Linked DNA regions of Homo sapiens: region 2 is linked to region 1. A link is a loop called in an ENCODE intact Hi-C map of the cell type or tissue named here. Cell type or tissue: psoas muscle. All regions are shown on one strand. Each heading gives the region's core, and the rest is flanking DNA. Links, peaks and the distances in the headings are about the cores only. Region 1 has its middle 15 kb from the start of TNRC6B-DT. Region 2 holds the start of LOC124905121 (a long non-coding RNA gene).

Region 1 (10,297 bases), core at 4,747-7,246:
GTAGAATAAATAACAAAAACTAGATGATCATCTCAATAGAAGCAGCAAAAGCATTTAACAAAATTCAATACCCTTTCTTAATAAAAATGCACCCAAAACTAGGAGTAAAAAGGAACTTCCTTAACCCGATAAAGGCCATCTTAAAAAAAAAAAAATCAGCTAACATCATACTTAGTGGCAAATGACTGAAGATCATAGTGGTCCCCCTGAGACCAAAAACAAGATAAATATCCAGGCTTGCCACTTTTGGCCAACATTGTACTGGAGGACAATTAGGCAGAAAATGAAACAAAGAGCATCTAGACTTAAAAGGAAGAATTTAAACTATCCCTATTTGCAGATGACATGATCCTGTATAAAGAAAATCCTAAGGAATCCAATGAAAAACTATCACAACTAATAAATGAGTTCAGCAAGTTTTCAGGATACAAGATTAATGTATTAAAATCCATTGTATTTCTACATATTAGCAGTGAATAAACCAAAAATAAAATTGTGAAAACAATTATATGTAAACTAACATTGGGCTGGGTGCAGTGGCTCAGGCCTGTAATCACAGCACTTTGGGAGGCTGAGGCGGGAGGATCACTCGAGCCCAGGAGTTCGAGACCAACCTAGGCAACATAGCAAAACCCTGTCTCTACAAAAAATTAAAAAATTAGGCAGGCATGGTGCCGTGCAACTCTGGTCCTGGTTACTCAGGAGGTTGAAGCAGAAAGATCACTTGAGCCCAAGAGGTCAAGGCTGCAGTAAGCTGTGATCGTGCCACTGCACTCCAGCCTGGGTGACAGAGTGAGACCCTGTCTCAAAAACAAAAACGAAAAAAAAGAAAAAAAGAAAAAGAAAAAAGAAAAAAACCTAACATCAAAAAGAATAAACTCTTAGGAATAAATTTAACAAAAGAAGTGCAACACTTATACGCTGAAAACCATAAAACGTCGAAATAAATTAAAAATGATCTGAATAAATGGAAAAGCAGCAAATGTTCATAGAGCAACATTTTGTTTAAATGGCAGTATTTGCCAAATTGATCTGTAAGTTCAGCACATTTCTATCACAATCTCAACTGACTTCCTTGTAGAAATGGAGAAGCTGATCCTAAAATTCATGTGGAAATTCAAGGGATCCAGAAGGGCCAAAACAATTTTGAAAAAGAACAAAGTTGGAGGACTCAAACTCCCTAATCTCAAAACGTAATACAAAACTACAATAATCAGTGTATTGTGGTAATGGCATAAAGACAGACATATAGATCAATGGAATAGAATTGAGAATCTACAAATAAACCCTCAATTACAGCCAATTTCACAAGAAAGTTGCCAAGATAATTAAATGAATTAAAAGAATAGTCTTTTCAACAAATGGGGCTGGAAAAACTATATATCCCCATGCAAAAGAATTAAGTTGGACTCCTCCCCTACACCATACACAAAAATTTACTCAAAATAGATCAGAGATGTAAATGTAAGAGTTAAAACTATAACAATCTTAGAAGAAAATATAGAATTAGATCATTGTGACCTTAGGTTAAGCAAAGTCTACATAGATATGCCAAAAGCAAAAATAGCAAAAGAAAAAAAAAAGATAAACTGAACTTTATCAAAATTAAAAGTTTAGTGCATCAACCTGCAGATTAGGAGAAAATTTCACAAAACGTGTCTAAAAAGGGATTTATATCTAGATATATAAAGAAATATTATAATTGAACAATAAGACAAGTAACCCAATTTAAAAATGGGCAAAGGATCTGAATAGATATTTCTCCAACAATAATATACAAATAGCCAATAAGTGCATGAAAACGTGCTCAAAATCATTAGCGTTCAGGCAAACGCAAATGAAAATACCATTTCCTACCCAGTAGGATAGCTGACAATAAAAGTGCCAGACAATGAAAAGGATCTGGAGAAACTGGAACCCTCATATACTGCTGGTAGGATTGTAAAATGGTGCAGCCCTTTTTGAAAATAGTCTGGTTGTTCGTCAAATGGTTAATTTAAAACAAAAATAATAATATATGGCCAGGGGCAGTGGCTCACACCTGTAATCACAGGACTTTGGGAGGCCGAGATGGGCAGATCACCTGAGGTCAGGAGTTTGAGACCAGCCTGGCCAACATGGTGAAACCCCATTTCAAGTAAAAATACAAAAATCAGCTGGGCAGCTGGGCATGGTGGTGGACGTCTGTAATCCCAGCTACTCAGGAGGCTAAGGCAGGAGAACTGCCTAAACCCAGAAGGCAGAGGTTGCAGTGAGCCCAGATCACGCCACTGCACTCCAGCCTGGGCAACAGAGTGAGACTCTATCTCAAAAAATAAATAAATAAAGTAAAATTTAAAAAATAACATATTGTGGGATTTATAACATACGTATAAGTAAAATGCATAACAATAATACAAAACCTGGGAGGGCTGAAATGGAGACATATAGTTGTAAAGTTTTCTTTTTATTTTTGAGACAGAGTCTCGCTGTGTTGCCCAGGCTGGAGCGTAATGGCACAATCTCAGATCACTGCAACCTCCGCCTCCCAGATTCAAGCGATTCTCCTGCCTCAGCCTCCCATGTAGCTTGGATTACAGGCGCCCACCACCACGCCCAGCTAATTTTTGTATTTTTAGTAGAGACAAGGTTTCACCATGTTGGCTAGGCTGGTCTCGAACTCCTGACGTCAGATGATCCACCCACCTTGGCCTCCCAAAGTGCTGGGATTACAGGTGTGAGCCACCGTGCCCAGCCTAATTGTAAAGTTCTTATAACGAAAGTGATACTATACTATTTGAAGATAGATTGTGGTATGTAAAAGATGCATGTTATAAATCACTAAAATAATACACAAAGAAATACAGCTAATTAACCAAAAAAGAAGATAAAATGAAATTTAAAAATAGGGAAAAGGAAGGCAGAAAAAGAAGAAAAATAAATAATATATGAGCAAGTAACAGCAAACTAGTAAAGATACTACCAACCATCTGGACCTAATTGACATTTATAAAATATTAAATCCAGGCCAGGCACAGTGGCTCACACCTGCAATCCTAGCACTTTGGAAGGCCGAGGCAGGTGGATCACCTGAGGTCAGGAGTTCGAGACCAGCCTGGCCAACATGGTGAAACCCTGTCGCTACTAAAAATACAAAAAAAAAAAAATTAGGCAGACGTGGTGGCGCATGCCTATAATCCCAGCTACTCAAGAGGCCAAGGCTGGAGAATCGCTTGAACCTGGAAGACGGAGGTTGCAGTGAGCCAAGATCACACCATTGCACTCCAGCCCGAGCAACAAGAGCAAAACTCCGTCTCAAATAATAATAATAAATCCAACAACAGCGGACATACGTTCCTTTCAAATGCACAAATAATATTTACCTAGATAGACCATATTCTGTACCATAAAACAAATCTCAATACATTTTAAAGGATTCAGTTATACAAAGTGTACCAAAAAGAATTCAAACAGCATAACCAGAGGCTACTATCCTTGGAAAAGTCGGCTTGCAAAAAGGTTGGCTCTTGGGTGGCATCTGGGAATCTAAATTTCAGGATTGTTTCCACCATTCTCTAATTGATAAGGGTGGTTTACTGTGTCTAAACTCTACCTACCATGCGGTTCATGCAGAACACCTGTTTTCCTACTGGGAGCCTGAAATTTTGGTTCATGCTAGGTACCAAACTAACTCCTGATAAAAAGCCTGGATTCCTAGGCTCAGGCAAGCTTTCCTAGTAGACAACACTTCACACATATTGTTACAACTTGTTCCTGGGGGAATTAAGTGTGTCCTGTATGTTCTACTGGGAAAAGACTTTTGGAAGCTTGCACCTGGGCACCTGGCTTCTACCAGCACCTTTTCCCTTTTAATTTTGCACTGTATTTTTTCACTGAAATAAATCTTAGTCATGAGTATGACTATATGCTGGGCCCTGTGTGTTCTCCTAAGTAATCACTGAACCTAGGGATAGTCTTGGGGACCCTAGAAACACAAAGTCTATTCTTTGGTACAATAAAATTAAAGTAGAAATCAATAACAGAAAGATATGTAGAAACTTCCAAGTATTTGGAAATCAAATAACACTTCTAAATAATCCATAGGTTGGCTGGGCATGGTGGCTCATGCCCGTAATCCTAGCACTTTGGAAGACTAAGGTGGGCCAACATGGCGAAACCCTGTCGCTAATAAATTTATAAAAATTAGCCGGGTGTGGTGGCACACACCTGAACTCAGGAAGTGAAGGTTGCAGTGAGTGGAGATCGTGCCACTGCACTTTAGCCTGGGCAACAGAGTGAGACTTTTTGTCAAAAAAATAAAAAAATAATAAAAATAATAAAAAAAAAAGTCATGTGCATTTTTTATGTTAAAACTTTTTTTGCTAAATTAAAAAAAAAAAAAAAGAAAAAAAAAATGATGGCCGGGCACAGTGCCTCACGCCTGAAATCCCAGCACTTTTGGGAGGTCGAGGCGGGTGGATCACACGAGGCCAGGAGTTTGAGACCAGCCTGGCCAACACAGTGAAACCCCGTCCCATCTCTACTAAAAATACAAAACTTAGCTAGGCAATGGTGGTGTGTGCCTGTAGTACCAGCTACTCAGGAGGCTGAGGCAGGAGAATCGCTTGAACCTGGGAGGCGGAGGTTGCAGTGAGCCGAGACTGCACCAGTGCACTCCAGCCTGGCAACAGAGCGAGACTCCGTCTCGGGGGGAAAAAAAAAAAAAAAAAAAACCAAACTCTATCATGACCAATGGGGCTTATCCCAGGAATCCAGGGTTGTTTAATGTTCAAAAGTCAGTCAAAATAATTTACCATGTTAACAGACTAAAAAAGAAAAAACATATTTTAATATATTTTAAAAAGCACATCCAATGAAACAATCTCCATTCCTGATTAAAAACTCTCAGTAAACTAGGATTAAAAGAGAAATTCTGGAACCTGATAAAGTGCAACTATGAAAACGCACAGATCATACCACAGTTAGTGATACAAGACTAAATACTTTCTCCCTAAGACACAGGAGAAAAGCAAGAATGCCCACTCGTATCACTTCTGTTCAGCATGGTACTCGAAGTACTAGCCAGGACATTAAGGTATGAATTAGAACTCAAAGACTGGAAAGTAAATTTGTCTTTCTTTGTAAATGATATATTTGTTTAAAAAAACATCGAAATCTATAAAAATGCCATTAGAACTAATGAATGCAATTAGCAAAGTCTACGTAATTCATTATCATCACAATCATATCAGTAAGAACAAACTATATCCAAATGAAGGAGGCGTTACTTAAGAAAGGCTTTCAGGAAGACAAAGTTTCGAGAAGGCTTTTTGAGAGTAAGGGGGACAATGAATTGGCAGCCAGAAGCAGGGAGAAAATTTTACATAAGTCAAACCTTTATAGAGCATGGGGACAAAAAGAGAGAAAATAATATGGAAAACAGAGAAAAGATTGTACAGAACGCAAAGATTCAAAAGAAAGAAATGACAGTTGATAAATGGGAGCAGTAAACGAACTTGGCTGGAACAAAGGTGTTTGGATTTCACACAGTAAGGACAGGTTGCTAAAGAAAGGAAAAGAAAATAGTACGTAGGAAATGTTTTCTGGGGAGAAACTAGAAACAAGACAACTGACTAGAGAGCTATTTAAATAACCCAGAAATAGACCAAGGATGATTTAGATTCAGGATGGTGGCATGAACATAAAAATGAGAAGGTCAAAGTCCAAAGCCACAGAGAAAAGAAAAACTAAAGGATATGGCAATGTTTCCAGATTCAATGTGTCAGAATTTCAAGATTCAAGTACTGGGCAGGTGGGTTGCCAGCGACAGGGTATCCAACAGCATCACGCCTCTCCAGACGGAGGTGAAGTAGGGGCCCCTCTCCAGCCTCCAGTTACCTTTCTGAAAAGCACCCTGAATGATAAGCCCAAGGTCTGAAAAATAGGAGGTTAAAGCAAAGCAAGAGAAAATGACATGAAATACACATTTTTCAGTACAGTCAGTCAGTCTAGAGACTGTCTGCTTCCAAAGCTAACGTGCTGCATCGGTTGAGTCCCGGCTCTGGCCAGTTCAGGAAGCGCAGGCTGGCGCCACAATGTGCTAAAGCACATTGTGTCACATTGTGCTAAAGCACATTGTGCTAAAGCACATTGAGTCACAAGTTTTGGAGGACAGGTAGAGGGCCCCCTTTTTAAAGTTTTCAAACCATCCCTTACTGGCTTGAAATGTGATGTCTTTTACATCTTCATTCATTCTTCTTCTCTTTGTGATTTCTACCAAGAGCCTTTTTTACCGTTTATGTTTTGTTTTTGTTTTTTGGTGTTGTAAAAGTAGTATTTTCCCCTCTGAGCCTTTTGGCTACATACTGGGGTATGGGGCATAAAAAGATCTCCTCTTTCTGGAGCAGTCCACAGACCCACCTGCATGGTTTAAGCTGGAATCAGTAAGTATTGTGGCCTTTTGTTTAAGGCAATTGAGCCAAAATGCAAGATAAAACACTGTAAATTTTAAACATATTGGTGTAAAAATATAAAACTTGTATAGTAAAAAGAAGGTTGACAAAATTGACTAAAGAGTAGATGGTGAAATATTAACTTAAAATCTGTTGTCCATGGTACATCTAACAGGAAAGTCTTTATTTAGAAGGTCTACAGAGATAACATCTGAGTAAAACCTCTCCTCAGGAAAAGGATATTACTGAGCATGAGACACCATCAGCAGGATTTTCACAGGAGAAAGACATTTAGCTCCTCAGAGAGCAGCTGTTTCATCTTTTACTTTGGATTGCCTTCCTCCACATCAGAATCTTGTACCCAGCAAGTACCCAAGACATTTCTCTTGATATGCTGACCAGGGGGTCTCCAGGTTAGAAAGCCTGGTCCACTTCCAGTTTTTGAGGCTCGAGATATGTATATATATTTTTTTAAATAAAGACATGCCAAAACACCATTATGAAAATTCTGGGCCAGGCAGGGTGGCTCACGCCTGTAATCCCAGCACTTTGGGAGGCTGCGGATCACCTGAGGTCAGGAGTTTGAGACCAGCCTGACCAACATGGAGAAATCCTGTCTCTACTAAAAATACAAAATTAGCCGGGCGTGGTGGCACACGCCTGTGATCCCAGCTACTCGGGAGGCTGAGGCAGGAGAATCACTTGAACCCAGGAGGCGGAGGTTGCGACGAGCCGAGATGGTGCCATTGTACTCCAGCCTGGGCAACAAGAGCGAAACTCTGTCTCAAAAAAAAAAAAAAAAAACCTGGCATATTTTCAATGTACACATTTAATAAATCAACACCTTTAGGAAAAAAATTCAATGTAACTGTACTATTCACAAGAGGATTAATAAACATGTTCCCTTGTCATAAACCACAGATAGTGTTACCTGGTAAGAAGTTTAAAGGTATAATCAGTATCATCTTTCAATCCTGTGACTTTATCTCGACTGTTTACACCTACTATGTGCAAACCATTCTAGTGGGTGCCATGACAAAACAAAGTAGCATAAACTCATTTTGAGCTCAAGGTATCCAAGATGAGAACCCATGACGACTTCTTACTCTGTTGAGATACTACAAGGAACTTCCAATGAATATAGTCTACCTGTGCCCATGGGAGGAATCTGGTGGCCTTGCCCCATCAAATCTGCTACCATCTCTATTCAAGCAACTTCCATTTTTCTTTCTCCGCTGGGTGCTTCCTGTATATCTTTTAATAGATTATAGATTTTTCTTTCTTTTTTTTTTTTTTTTTGAGACAGGGTGTCACTCTGTCTCTCAGGCTGGAGTGTAGTGATGCAATCCTAGCTCACCGCAGCCTCCAACTCCTGGGCTCATGCAATCCTCCTGCCTCAGCCTTTTGAGTAGCTAGGACTACAGGCATGTGCCATCATGCTCAGTTGATGTTTAAAACATTTTTTGTAGAGATGGGGGTCTCACTATGTTGCTCAAGCTGGTCTCGAACTCCTGGCCTCAAGTGATCCTCTTACTCTGGCTTCCCAAAGTGCTGGGATTACAGGCATGAGCCACTGCACCCAGCCTGATTTTCTATCTTACTTAAAGGTGTTGCCTTCTCAACCTCGTCCTGCTTCCATTTTTCTCTGTCCTTTCTCTTCCAAACATCTTAAACTAAACTGCATTCATTACTACCATTCTCCCTATCATCACTTAGCTCCTTAGCCCTTTGTTATGTAGATCAAATACATACACAGAACTTGCAGAAATCGGCATTACCGTAAGTCAATTAACATCTTGTGAGTGTAATCAGCACTACCAGAGCATAATCACTTCTTCCCATTTGAAAAATATCAAGCTCTGAATATGCAAAGCTGAGAAACATTAGTTTAGCCAACAAGGTATGGACATCCTGCAACTGAAAGCAACTTAGCGGAAATAGAATGGAAGATGGCTAGAGATGGGGTGGATGGGGAAAGGAGACACTACTTAAGAGTAACAGGGAGAGAAAAATGGATAGGAGGAGACAGAAAAGGAAAGAGACATTGAAAACAAATAGGAGTAAATGAAGGAAAATGGGCTACATTTTTATCCAATTAATCTCCCTTTTTCAAATCTGGTTGAGAATTAAATTAGATTAATGTTAGCTCAGTGAACCACTTGGAGACTTGGAGATATGTAAAGACCTTCAAGCTGTAGGAACTGTCTTTCCCAGAACATATACCAGAGGCCCTTCTGGGTAGTCCTCTTTTCTGATTTCCTCTCTTTCACTGGTTCAGTGTCTGATCCATTTGAGATGGTATCAGCACTCACCTCAGGTGATCTAGAAGTCACTTCCTTTACACTCTCTGCTCCTACAGATAAGCTTAAATGAGTCACCACTTTCTAATTCCACCTAACATCATTTGCATGGTTATAGGTACACCACTGAAGCAAGTATATTAACTAGAAGTGACAAGTGCCGTTGTGGTTTATGATTATCTTCTCTGAATGGTACTCTATGCCTTTATGAATTCAAACATACAGATTCAGATCATTATTCTAAGGTCATTTCCTGTCCTAAACTGCAGTGGAGTAAGAGGCTGAGTCTGACATATCATGGTTCAACTGTAAGTCAGCTATTAGCCCTGTACCCTAATGCCAGCCTTGTAAAGCATACCGCTGTGCCGGTCATCTTCTCCACATACTAAAAACGCTCCCCCATGCCTCTACACAGGCTGTTCTCTCTGCCGGAAATGCCCTTTTCCTCCACAACTTAGTGTGAGTGTCACCTTCCCTGGGAAGGCTTTCTCAACCTCCCCATCGTGTTGATGACCTTCCTTTTCATCCCCGCAGCACCTCTTGTACTGTCTATTACAGCACTTATTACACTAAATGGCACTCATCTGTGTCCACATCTGTCTCACCCACCTGGCTGTGCATTCCTTGGGAACAAAGATCTCCTTTCGCCCCACCTCTGTAGTCCTGGCTCCTAGCACAGCATTCAGCATGTCTATGCATTCAAATGTTTAGTGAGAGCGTCATCATGTCAAGCCCAAGCATAATTTCTTTTCTTTTTTTGGAGACGGAGTCTTGTTCTGTCACCCAGGCTGGAGCTTAATGGTGCAATCTCAGCTCACTGCAACCTCTGCCTCCCGGGCTCAAGCAACCTTCCTGTATCAGCCTCCCGAGTAGCTGGGACTACTGGCGCGCACTACTACAACCAGCTAATTTTTTTTTTTTTTGTAGAGATGGGTTTCACCATGTCACCCAGGCTGGTCTCGAACTCCTGGACTCAAGTGACCTGCCTGCCTTGGCCTCCCAAAGTGCTGGCATTACATGCATGAGCCACCAAGCTTTGCCTAAAATGAGGTTTTTTAGAAATTCTATTTTAAATTCTCTTTCTTAACTTCATTTGAAAAAATATTTATTGAGGACCTACTATGTGCAACTCACAGTGCTAGATGTTGGTGACACAAATGTGAATAAAACAGAGTATTTTTATTCATGTAGCTATTTTCCAGAAGGGGAAATATAATATACAAATTAAATAATTATACAATTGATATCTTCTAATGTGGGGCGGGGTGATTAGGAAGTCATTAAAGAGGAGACACACACACTGAGCTCAGGATTGAAGAGGCATTAACTAAGGTTGGGCCTGCGGGCTTCCAGCTGTGAGAATAGTATGCTCAAGGAAGGGACCTTGGGTAGTGAAGAACACACATTTCCGGAACTTGAAGAGGGTCAGTATGGTGAGAGTACACTCAGCAAGGGGGAAGACAGTAGGAAAAGAGGCAGGGGACGCTGGCAGAAGCTTCACTGGGCAGTCAGTGAAAAAGGCAAGAACAAGAATTCAGGTTCTTATCAGGGTCTTTAGGCCTCACT
Region 2 (10,297 bases), core at 4,194-6,693, 220 kb before region 1:
CTAAAAATACAAAAAATTAGCCGGGCGTGGTTGCGGGAGCCTGTGGTCCCAACAGCTACTCAGGAGGCTGAGGCAGGAGAATGGCGTGAACCTGGGAGGCTGAGCTTGCAGTGAGCAGAGATCACGCCACTGCATTCCAGCCTGGGCGACAGAGGCAAGACTCCATCTCAAAATAAATAAATAAATAAATAAAAAATAAAAAATGAAAAATAAACGGGAGAAAAAAGGCACTTGTATATGTGCTAATGCAGGTTTGTGTGGCTATTACTAAAGCTCTACTGTTGTACAAGAGGCTTTTACAATTACCTGAGTCTGGTGGTATTTGCTTCAACTATACTGTTTAACTCAAAAAAGCATACAAATTAAAAACAAAATTACCAAGCTAACCAAAATCTGTGATTTGGAAAATCGAAATCTTAAATTTTATTAATATGAAGTATATTAAAATAATTCTGTAAGAAAATAGTCTTTAAAAACCATGTCCATATTTAGATAGAATATGTCCACAAACCTGGTTAACAATGGACTTTGTAGCAATCTACAGATCAAAAAAAATAAGAAGAATGACCTTTTTTTAGAGCCTAATGCTCGGCTAGTTTGGCTGGTCTACTATACTAATTTATGTACTAACAGCATTTGATAATCATGTGATCCACCACATTTACAATCACCATTAACTGTGAATGTTATGCCTATTTCATGTTTTCTATACCTCGATTCAAAATAAAAGAACCCCCAAAACATCAATATAATAATTTCTTCCATTTATATAAACAGTATATATCCATGTCCTCTGTGGAAGCAGTAAGGAAAATGATGAAATATAAAGGAAGAAAATAAAAAATCAGTTGTAACTCCCAATCCAGAAATAACCAACTGAACACATGGATATAGTATAATCCATTTTTTAAAATGTGCTAAGGCAGCAATTAGAAAGCATATAAGAGACCTATGTGCAACTTAACTGGTGTCAGAGGTATTGCTTCACATCACCCTGTAACGTGTATGTGGAAGTTATCATATGGAGACAGAACATCATCATGTATGCATCATGTGGATGCAACTAATAATTACAAGTTGTATAATTAACGTCCTCCCACAACGTCCTGAGGTGAAGGTCACAGTGACAAGTAAGTGGTCACAGAAGTATGGCTATCACTGCTGGGGTTATTGTTGCAAAGGAATTGTGACTCCAAAGTCCTGGTTTTCTCCACAAAAACTACAACAGAGCTATTGTGGGAAGGCAGGCAGGGTCATGCTGTGCACCCTCAGGCCTGGCAAGGTGAGGAGGCATGATCCTCCCAGGCCTGCCTGTCTTGTTTCTACTGCACAGCCCTTCCCTGGAGGGTTGCCAGATCCAACCCCAGGTGCAATGAAACACTGCTGTGTCTCAGCAATACCCATTCTTCCCAAAGCTTCACCGTTTACTATTTAAAGTTACCCTTCTCCGGGTAATTACTATATTTTACACTTAAAGACACTAGATTTCAAGATGCCATAACCCACAAATACTTAATCATACTAGTTTTCCTATTTTTAAATTAGCAGGTTTATTAAATTGAAAAGATCTCCAAAGTATTACATATCCAATCTAATGTTTAAAATGGCAAATGCATTAAGTTAGATTGTCTAAGGTACTTACGTAGCCTCTTTAACATTTTCCTTAGTCAGTTATTACTTATTAAATATGAACTTATGATCAAAAATGAGGAGACAAAAAAAAAAATACAGGTTTAAAATAAAATCCGTGTTGAAAAACATGAAGAGAGATGGGTTCTATGGGCTGAAAGATCTAGAACCTACACTTAATATCATTCTGTGCATTCAGTAATCAACAAATTTCCCAAGACAGACAAATGATGCAATAAACTGCAGACCAGGACCAAGGCGAGGCCATAGCCAAGCAGTTATAAATTTGAGAGGCCTCCTTACTTGTCTAGCAGCGAAGTTTTGGGGGTTGAGCCCTGTGCCGATTGCTCCAAGGCTGACGTTGGGTAGTGTGGAACCAGAGGGAGACAGCTTGTAGCTGGGAGAAGGGGAGAAGGGAGAGCAGGGAGCCTCATCCCCAAGGCACCCATCTTGATTGGAGAAAGGCAAAGTCAGCTGAAAAGTAGTAGGAGTTAGCCAATCACAACGAGTGTTGGTTAGTGAAGCAACAGAATGCAAGAAGGGAAAAGAGAGAAACACTAGCAATAAACAAAGTTAGAGTGTATTAGCAATAACCAAGGATGGAATTTGGATCTGATAATAATCTTTACACTTGGCCCAACAGACACCATCTGTCATCTTCTTTGATATAGATTTTTCTTTTCCTCTAAGTTAGTAACACGTTCTGTCCATTGCATTACAATAAAAATTGCCAGACACTTTATTTTTACGCATCTAATATTGATTACTCTAGCAATGTGGCTGCTGAAACAGAAGCCAGGCCAATCTTGTGAATATGTTGCTGTCTGGACCAGCAACAACAGTGTCAAAACGTGCCAGATTTAAAAATTTTGGTTTTAACTGCTTTCTGAAGATCAGGAACACAGCAAATTGGTATTCTGGATCAAGATATAATTCCCACCATTAGAAATGTTAAACATCAAAACCAATAGGTAGAAACTGCTTGGTTAAATTAGGTAGATGAGAATTTGAAAAGTATACCATTGTAACTAAACACAGATCGCTAGGAACTGGGGAAAGATAACAACAGAGTTATCTCAAAACTAGAAGAAGGCAAGGCCTTAGGAGACATGGAATATTTGCACAAAATCCCAAAATTTATTTTGTAGCTGCACAGCAGCGGAAAAAAGAATGCAGAGTAAGTTTATCTCTAAAATTTCCACACTTCATGAATTTCTCAAAACTCAGATTTTCTAATACACACATGCTAAAGACAGATGGTTCTTGCTCTTGCCTGATCACCTGTTGACATCAATGGTTTTCAGGTCACCACGTTAATGCAGGTGATGTTTGTGTTTTGCTCATCTAGTTCAGTAATTCTATGCTTCCTCTAGAATCAGTTATCAAAAGACAAATGGGAACCAAAGCGGTTCTCATGAATTATTATCTTAAACAAAGGATTCAACTCACCTTCTCAAAATAAGGCCCACTATCTGTGGTTCCCATGTCTTTGGAATTAGGTGGACGGAACCCAGATCGATCCTTCCTCATGATATCATTAAAATCCCCGAGATTCATCGCTCGCTTGTCCACATCAAATTTTTTATCTGAAAGGCTTCCTGAAAAGTAGCATACACAGAGTGAAAATTTCCAGAATCAATGTTTCCCCCATGAACCAAGAGTGACCTGCCCCACTATCCTCATGGGGGTGCTGGGTATAAGCTATTAATATTTCTATTTCTGGGGATAAGACGAGACAAACTCTCATTGGTCCAGGCTGCTGGTGTTTGTCCCTGGAACACACATGGGTCCTTTTTATTTATTTATTTATTTTAAAAAACAAAACAAAACATGTATCTGTTGTAGTTTGTTTTCCATGGAAGACTGAAAGAGCCTTAGGGATAACCTGGCAAAAATCTCGCTAAGAAAACATTTAGACTGGATACTGATGTGTCTGATGAACACATCTTGCTCATAAATTCAAATGTCCTCAGGGAGAGAAGTTGTCTGTTTTTGCTATTTTAGCATCATCTAGATAAATGGTCTGGGTGAAACATAGTTACAAGGAATAAAAAGATCAAAGAGGCACAGTGGTTGCCCTAAAATTTAGAACTTAAGAGCTGAACACAGAAGATGTGTCCACATTACCTACACGGTGCAATTTCCCAGGTGCCATAACTATACCACTTTTCTTTCACAACTCTATAAATGTGCTGTCGTCTGCTGATATAACCAGTGCTGCCCCAGGAAACTTATGTTTTAATTATTCTCATATTTAGAAATATCATAGATCAAAGACTACCTACTTCCTTTACTACCCAGAATTATTTTCATTTCTTCTTAGTTTGATTCTTTTCAAGTTCCTCAGGGTGATCAAGAGCATTACTATGAAAACCCCACAGACTAGTGGCTAACACCGTTTCCACTCCAGTTGCAATGTGAGAGTTTGTCAATAACGAAGCATCCTGGTACAGACAGGACTGGCAACTTGAGGGCCACATCTGGCACACAATTTGTTTGGCCCCATAGAGCATTTTAAGAGACCCGAATTAGTTCTGACATATAAAAATCAGGGCTGGGCACAGTGGTTCACACCTGCAATCCCAGCACTTTGGGAAGGCGAGGAAGGTGGATCACTGGAGGTCAGGAGTTCGAGACCAGCCTGGCCAAAATGGCGAAATCCCGTCCCTACTAAAAATACAAAAATTAGCTGTGCGTGGCGGCACACGCCTGTGATCCCAGCTACTCAGGAGACTCAGGCGGGAAAAATCGCTTGAACCTGGGAGGCAGAGGTTGCAGTGAGCAGAGATCAAGCTGCTGCACTCCAGCCAGGGTGACAGAGCAAGACTCCGTCTCAAAAAATCAATAAATAAATACAAAAATCATAATGCCAGTATATATCTGAATTTCTGGCCTCTGCTGAAAGACTTGTCATAGCTCAGCCTGGATTCCTCCAGAGCAGCAACTGCTAGGAGCAATGCAAGGCTGATTCTTCTAGGTGGACGCTCCACAGTTAACCTGTGGCCACCTCGTCCCAGGTTTTTTTTTTTTTTTTTTGAGACTGAGTCTCGCTATGTTGCCAGGCTGGAGTGCAGTGGCACAATCTCGGCTCAGTGCAACCTCTGCCTCCTGGGTTCACGCCATTCTCCTGCCTCAGCCTCCAGAGTTGCTGGGACTACAGGTGCGCCACACCATGCCCAGCTAATTTTTGTATTTTTAGTAGAGATGGGGTTTCACCATGTAGGCCAGGATGGTCTCGATCTCTTGACCTCGTAATCCACCCACCTCGGTCTCCCAAAGTGCTGGGATTACAGGCATGAGCCACCATGCCCGGCCTCGTCCCAGGTTCTTATACCCGGCACACATCACTTATTTACATTCTTTGCTGACTCCTGTAGTCATGTGAGTTTTCTATCCCTGCCCAGTGTCTAGCACAGTACCTTACAAAGAGTAAGTGCTCAATCAATGTCTACTGAACTGCACCTATCCCTAATCAAATTGGGCAGGAGATGCCAAAAGGACACTGTAACACTGATATACTCCATTCTTTTCAGCGGAGTGATACACACCTACAGACAAATCCATTTTGCTGCTTGGATTATCTTCAGTCTGACTCTGGAAAATAAAGAACAGATGAGAGAGAATTAAGGATGCACATCTTTGAATCAAAGAAGTGGCATTATTCACCTGAGAGCCACGTCTTACTACTGGCACCATAGAAGGTTCTCTGAAATGAACTTGATGGTACTGAAGACATTAACATTTTTAATATGCTAGCTTGATTGCTGTTTGGGCCTATATTCCTACAATTCAGTTTTCACATACAATTAGTCTCAATAAGTCTACAAAGAGAGCAATAGATAAACAGCTGCCTGAAGAAATAAACCCCCGTCCTTAAGTTCTAGTCAGCCCAGGATCAAATTCCATGAGTGACCGCCAAATAATGACAACTTCTTCTCGTGACTTGTCAAGTCATCAAACCTTCAACTGTGCAGCCAAGTCAAGTCATTTGTCTTTTGGCAACCAGGGACAGGGTGTCCCCACAACGTTGCCGAGAGATAAAGAAATCAGAAATTCTACAAGAATTCCCTATGTAATTAGTCCCAGTATAGTTTTTCTAGTTTCGTTATCGTTGCCTTTTTAAAAAATCATAATATGAAAACTAGTACAGTAATGCGGTTGGAAACAATTGTATAAATTTTTAATGCCTCTTTCTTCTCTATCCTCCTAAGGAAAAGGACAAAATGACTACACATTTAAAAGCCATAACCTTTAAATGTTGGAGTATGTCATTAATAAGAATAGAAGAGAAATATTACTTAACTCAAAAGGTCAAGAACATTGCTTAACTAGTTTTTAAATCTTTAATTTTGTACTATATGTGGCAGTTGTCTTAAAATTGGTATTAATATTAAACCTAAAAGTTGGGATACGTTATACATTTGAAAAAAATAAAACTTACCAGCAATCCCATATTTGAAAACTGTTTGGCAAGAGGATTCATCCATGAATCATTGTTTCCTCCTTTGAGTGAGCACTACAGAAATGAAACACGGAACCTCAGAACCAAATAATTTATTTCAGCCTCCTGAGTTTTATTAATACAGACTGAAAATGTAGACTTGAGTTTACCTTTTTAAGTCCTATTTCTCTTTAACTAAAATTATGTTGATATTTTATGTTAGTTTAAATGATTAATAAGCCCTAGTTATATCTATGTTTTCATTTTTATAAAATTCACCACACTGAACCAGAAGTAACTGGAAAAATACATGCTCAGCTGGTACTTTTGCTTTTCAAATAGAAAGAAGTCTGATATGATTTTCTAAAATAGAAGTTTTGCACACGACTACTTTCACTTTCATTAGGCTGCTCTCCTCGTAACCCAAACTGGTTTATGTTAGGAGAAAACAGTTTGATGTCAGTGCGTGTCATTTGGAAAGGAGCCTATTTAAACTGGGCATTATAAGGAACTCATAGTGCTTCCTCTGTTTGTTTCACAGCATAAAAGACATTGGTCCTGGTGGTAAAGAGACCTAGTGGAAGACACCATTGCTGATCTCCTGGGCAAAGTAGGGCAGAGGTAGGTTTTAATTTTTTAATGGGACAAACTAGTTTCTCCCCTGAACAAGGCACTGACCATGAGCTCCACTTTCACTTCTGTGAGGGAAGCAGGGGGAACTATGAAGAGGACTGGGTGGGCTGGGGCTTTGTGCAGTTGTGTATTTCACAGGTGAAAATTCTCTATGTTGTGATGATAGCTATCTTTTTTTTTTTTTTTCTCTGTCACCCAGGCTAGAGTGCAGTGGTGCCATCCCAACTCACTGCAAGCTTTGCCTCCCGGGCTCACGCCATTCTCCTGCCTCAGCCTCCCGAGTAGCTGGGACTACAGGCACCCGCCACCATGCCCGGTTAATTTTTTGTATTTTTAGTAGAGATGGGGTTTAACCATGCTAGCCAGGATGGTCTCCATCTCCTCACCTCGTGATCCGCTTGCCTCGGTCTCCCAAAGTGCTGGGATTACAGGTGTGAGCCACCGTGCCCAGCCCGTGATGGTAGTCATCAAATCAATTTTATTATCCTTGAAAGTGACGAAGTACTTAAGTTTAGTACAGGTTTTTTTGGTGTGTGTGTGGGGGGCGGTTTTTTTTTTTGAGACTGAGTTTCGCTCTTGTCACCCAGGCTGGAGTGCAATGGCGCGATCTCGGCTCACTGCAACCTCTACCTCCTGGGTTCAAGCAATTCTCCTGCCTCATCCTCCCAAGTAGCTGGGATTGCAGCTGCCTGCCACCACACCCAGCTAATTTTTGTAGGTTTAGTAGAGACGGGGTTTTGCCATGTTGGCCAGGCTGGTCTTGAACTCTTGACCTCAGGTGATTCACCTGCCTCAGCCTCCCAAAGTGTTGGGATTACAGGCATGAGCCACCGCAGCCAGCTAGTACAGGTTTTAAGGTCAAAAAAGCCCTCACTAGAGGGAGGGGGGAATGGGGAGTTACTGTTTAATAGGTACAGAGTTCAGTTTTGTAAGATAGAAAGAGTTCTGCGGATAGATGGTGGTAAATGGCAACATAAGTATGTGAATATACTTATTGCCACTGAACTGTACACTTAAAAATGTACGCTATGGTAAATTATATGTTATATGTATTTTATCACAATTTTTAAAAAAAACGCCCTCGGTATATAAAGTCAGAATCACTGGTACTGGGGCTGAAAGAGTCAATTCCCAATTAACTTAATTAAATCTTGGTTGTCAACCTAGAGAGGTATTTATTAGTCCCTTTCAATCAGTTAATTTAGTCTCATTGTTAATTTGTAAATAACCAAAAGAAAGCCAAAATCACACTAGACAACCTAAGAGTGCAAGGAATGCTGAAAAGTTTGCTGAATAATTCCTTCTGTGACTGAAGAAATAAAAGCTCTTAATAGAAGAAAACCCGTAAGTGACTGCTTAAGCAAAACATCTCTAAACAGAAACAGACTGTATTCTTATGCTATAAAAGAAAGAGTCATCTACAAAATTAGTGTCCTATAGGCAAAGGGCAAAGGGGATGAAGGCCCAATCCTCAGACATGGGAAGGCCTCTAAGATGGCATCTGGTATTTGAAACGTGGGAGAATATTAGCTGTGAACCGTTTCATAGGGTGCCAAGACTCTCATGTTGAAGTTAAGTATTGGATGCCCATTTCGTATTTCCACTATTTTATTTGTCAAACGAAAATCTGGAATTGAAAAAAGAGAGGGTCTGCGAAGACACTGGTTCAGGCTCAAAGACTACTGTTCTAGATTGAAAACCAAAGTCCTCATCAAACTGTGATGAGGACTTTCACACAGAAGGTGAAAAGTTTAGTACACAACCTGGTACATGATGTAGAGAAATCATCTAGCTGCTAGGCTGGGCGCAGAGGCTCACGCCTGTAATCCCAGCACTTTGGGAGGCCGAGGTGGACGGGATCACGAGGTCAGGAGATCGAGACCATCCTGGCTAACATGGTGAAACCCCATCTCTACTAAAAATACAAAAAATTAGCCGGGCGTGGTGGCAGCTGCCTGTAGTCCCAGCTACTCGGGAGGCTGAGGCAGGAGAATGGTGTGAACCTGGGAGGCAGAGCTTGCAGTGAGCTGAGACTGCACCACTGCAGTCCAGCCTGGGCGACAGAGCAAGACTCCGTCTCAAAAAAAAAAAAAAAAGAGATATCATTAATCATTTAGCTGCTATAGCACACAAGTACTCACTGGTATTTCATTTGTCGGGAGAAGGGTTCTGGGTCTTGGAATTTCCCAAATCAGATAAAATCAAGACGTGCTGATTGCCGCGGGAGAAGCCAGCATTATCTTCCTCTGGATTCCCTCCTACATATCTATGGGGATTTACTGGAAGGACTTCTCTGGCTTTAGAATGCAAAAGCATTTATAAAGTATGCCTTGAGAGCCTCCAAAAGATTATTATAATGTGGAAACTAAAAATGAAAAATATCTCGTATCTTTGAAAACTTCATTTTACCCACAGCAACAGTTTTATAGTTCAAGGTTTCAAGGTCATGGGAAAGCAAGACGAAGGGTAAAAGGGAAGTAGTTATTTGTTTCCAAGAAAATATTTTTCCCCTTACTTAGGACCTTGAGGACCCCAGTTGCCTCACACCTTTCATTTAAAAATCCTCAGTTCTGGCTAGGCATGGTAGCTCCCACCTGTAATCCCAGCACTTTGGAAGGACAAGGCAGGAGGATTGAGCCCAGGAGTTTGAGACCATCCTGGCAACAGGGCGAAACCCTGTCTCTATTAAAAAATACAAAATTTAGCCAGGCATGGTGATAGTTCCGGCTACTAAGAAGGCTGAGGTGGGAGGACTGCTTGAGCCCAGGAGGTTGCTCAGCGAGTCGTGACTGTCCCACTGCACTCCAGTCTGGGTGACAGAGGGAGAACTTGTCTCAAAACAAAAACAAACAAAACAAAACCTCAGTTCTGCCTTCTCAGAGCGAATGAGCAAGTGCGAACATTTCTAAGCAGGCTACCTTCATTTGTTTCTTTCCTCCTTGTCCCCAGCTTGCTGAGTTGTGGGAGGAAGCACTGCCCTGAGAGCCAGTGGTGTTCCAGACTCCTCCATCCTCCTCCTCTTCCCAGCTGGGATGGCGAGCTCCTGTGACTGGCCCGTCACTCTCCCCCCAGCCGTCTTGCATAGATTTGGAATCTTTAAGGAAAGAATGAATTAACTCTTTGCAACAGCTATATAAAACAATCATCAGAATAATAATTCCTTGCAGATGCAGCATTTACGTGTCTTTGTAATTTTATCTACTCCATCTCCATGGCAAGACAAATATTATTACTCATTTTTTAGAGAGCAGGAAACTAAAATCCATAAAGCTTCAATGATACACAGAAAGTTAACAAACCATAGAATCAAGGCCTCCTGATTTATGGATCAATGCTTTTTCCCTTGCACAAAGTTGGACAGGAATTTCAAAACTGAAAAGAACTTATCACAACATTCCTGGCAAGAAATTTCACATCTCAATTAAGATAAATCTGTTCCTCTTAATGAACATGGTTTACTGTAGCCCTGGTTTTATCCTCCATTCAGTATGTACTTTATATACAATGGACACTATAAATACGAGGTATGATAAAGGACAACTGTCTAGCTTGCTTGGGGTGAAGCAGAGACGAACAGAACATGAAAAGGGGGAA

Evidence for each region. Peaks named below come from ENCODE experiments on the same cell type or tissue, not always from the same donor. Only the 100,000 strongest peaks of a DNase experiment are listed, where the experiment ranks them.
Region 2: it touches region 1 in a loop (2.3-fold over the local background); 23 of 110 quality-filtered maps call a loop at or near these places.

The regions. Positions count from the first base shown.
Region 1 is chr22:40,054,231-40,064,527 of GRCh38, reverse strand. It overlaps a transcript of TNRC6B not described here. Among named protein-coding and RNA genes, the nearest start is that of TNRC6B-DT, 15 kb to the right of the region's middle. In psoas muscle, for the core only: no CTCF peak of the experiment used is centred there; a DNase peak (open chromatin) is centred at 6,047.
Region 2 is chr22:40,272,925-40,283,221 of GRCh38, reverse strand. It overlaps TNRC6B (trinucleotide repeat containing adaptor 6B), which reads right to left. Exons shown (of 23, transcript NM_001162501.2): 7 at 9,622-9,797; 8 at 6,071-6,145; 9 at 5,178-5,223; 10 at 3,079-3,227; 11 at 1,933-2,103. LOC124905121 (a long non-coding RNA gene) reads left to right here and starts at 6,389. Exons shown (of 2, transcript XR_007068107.1): 1 at 6,389-6,691. In psoas muscle, for the core only: no CTCF peak of the experiment used is centred there; a DNase peak (open chromatin) is centred at 5,622; H3K4me3 peaks cover 1,728 bases; H3K27ac peaks cover 2,245 bases.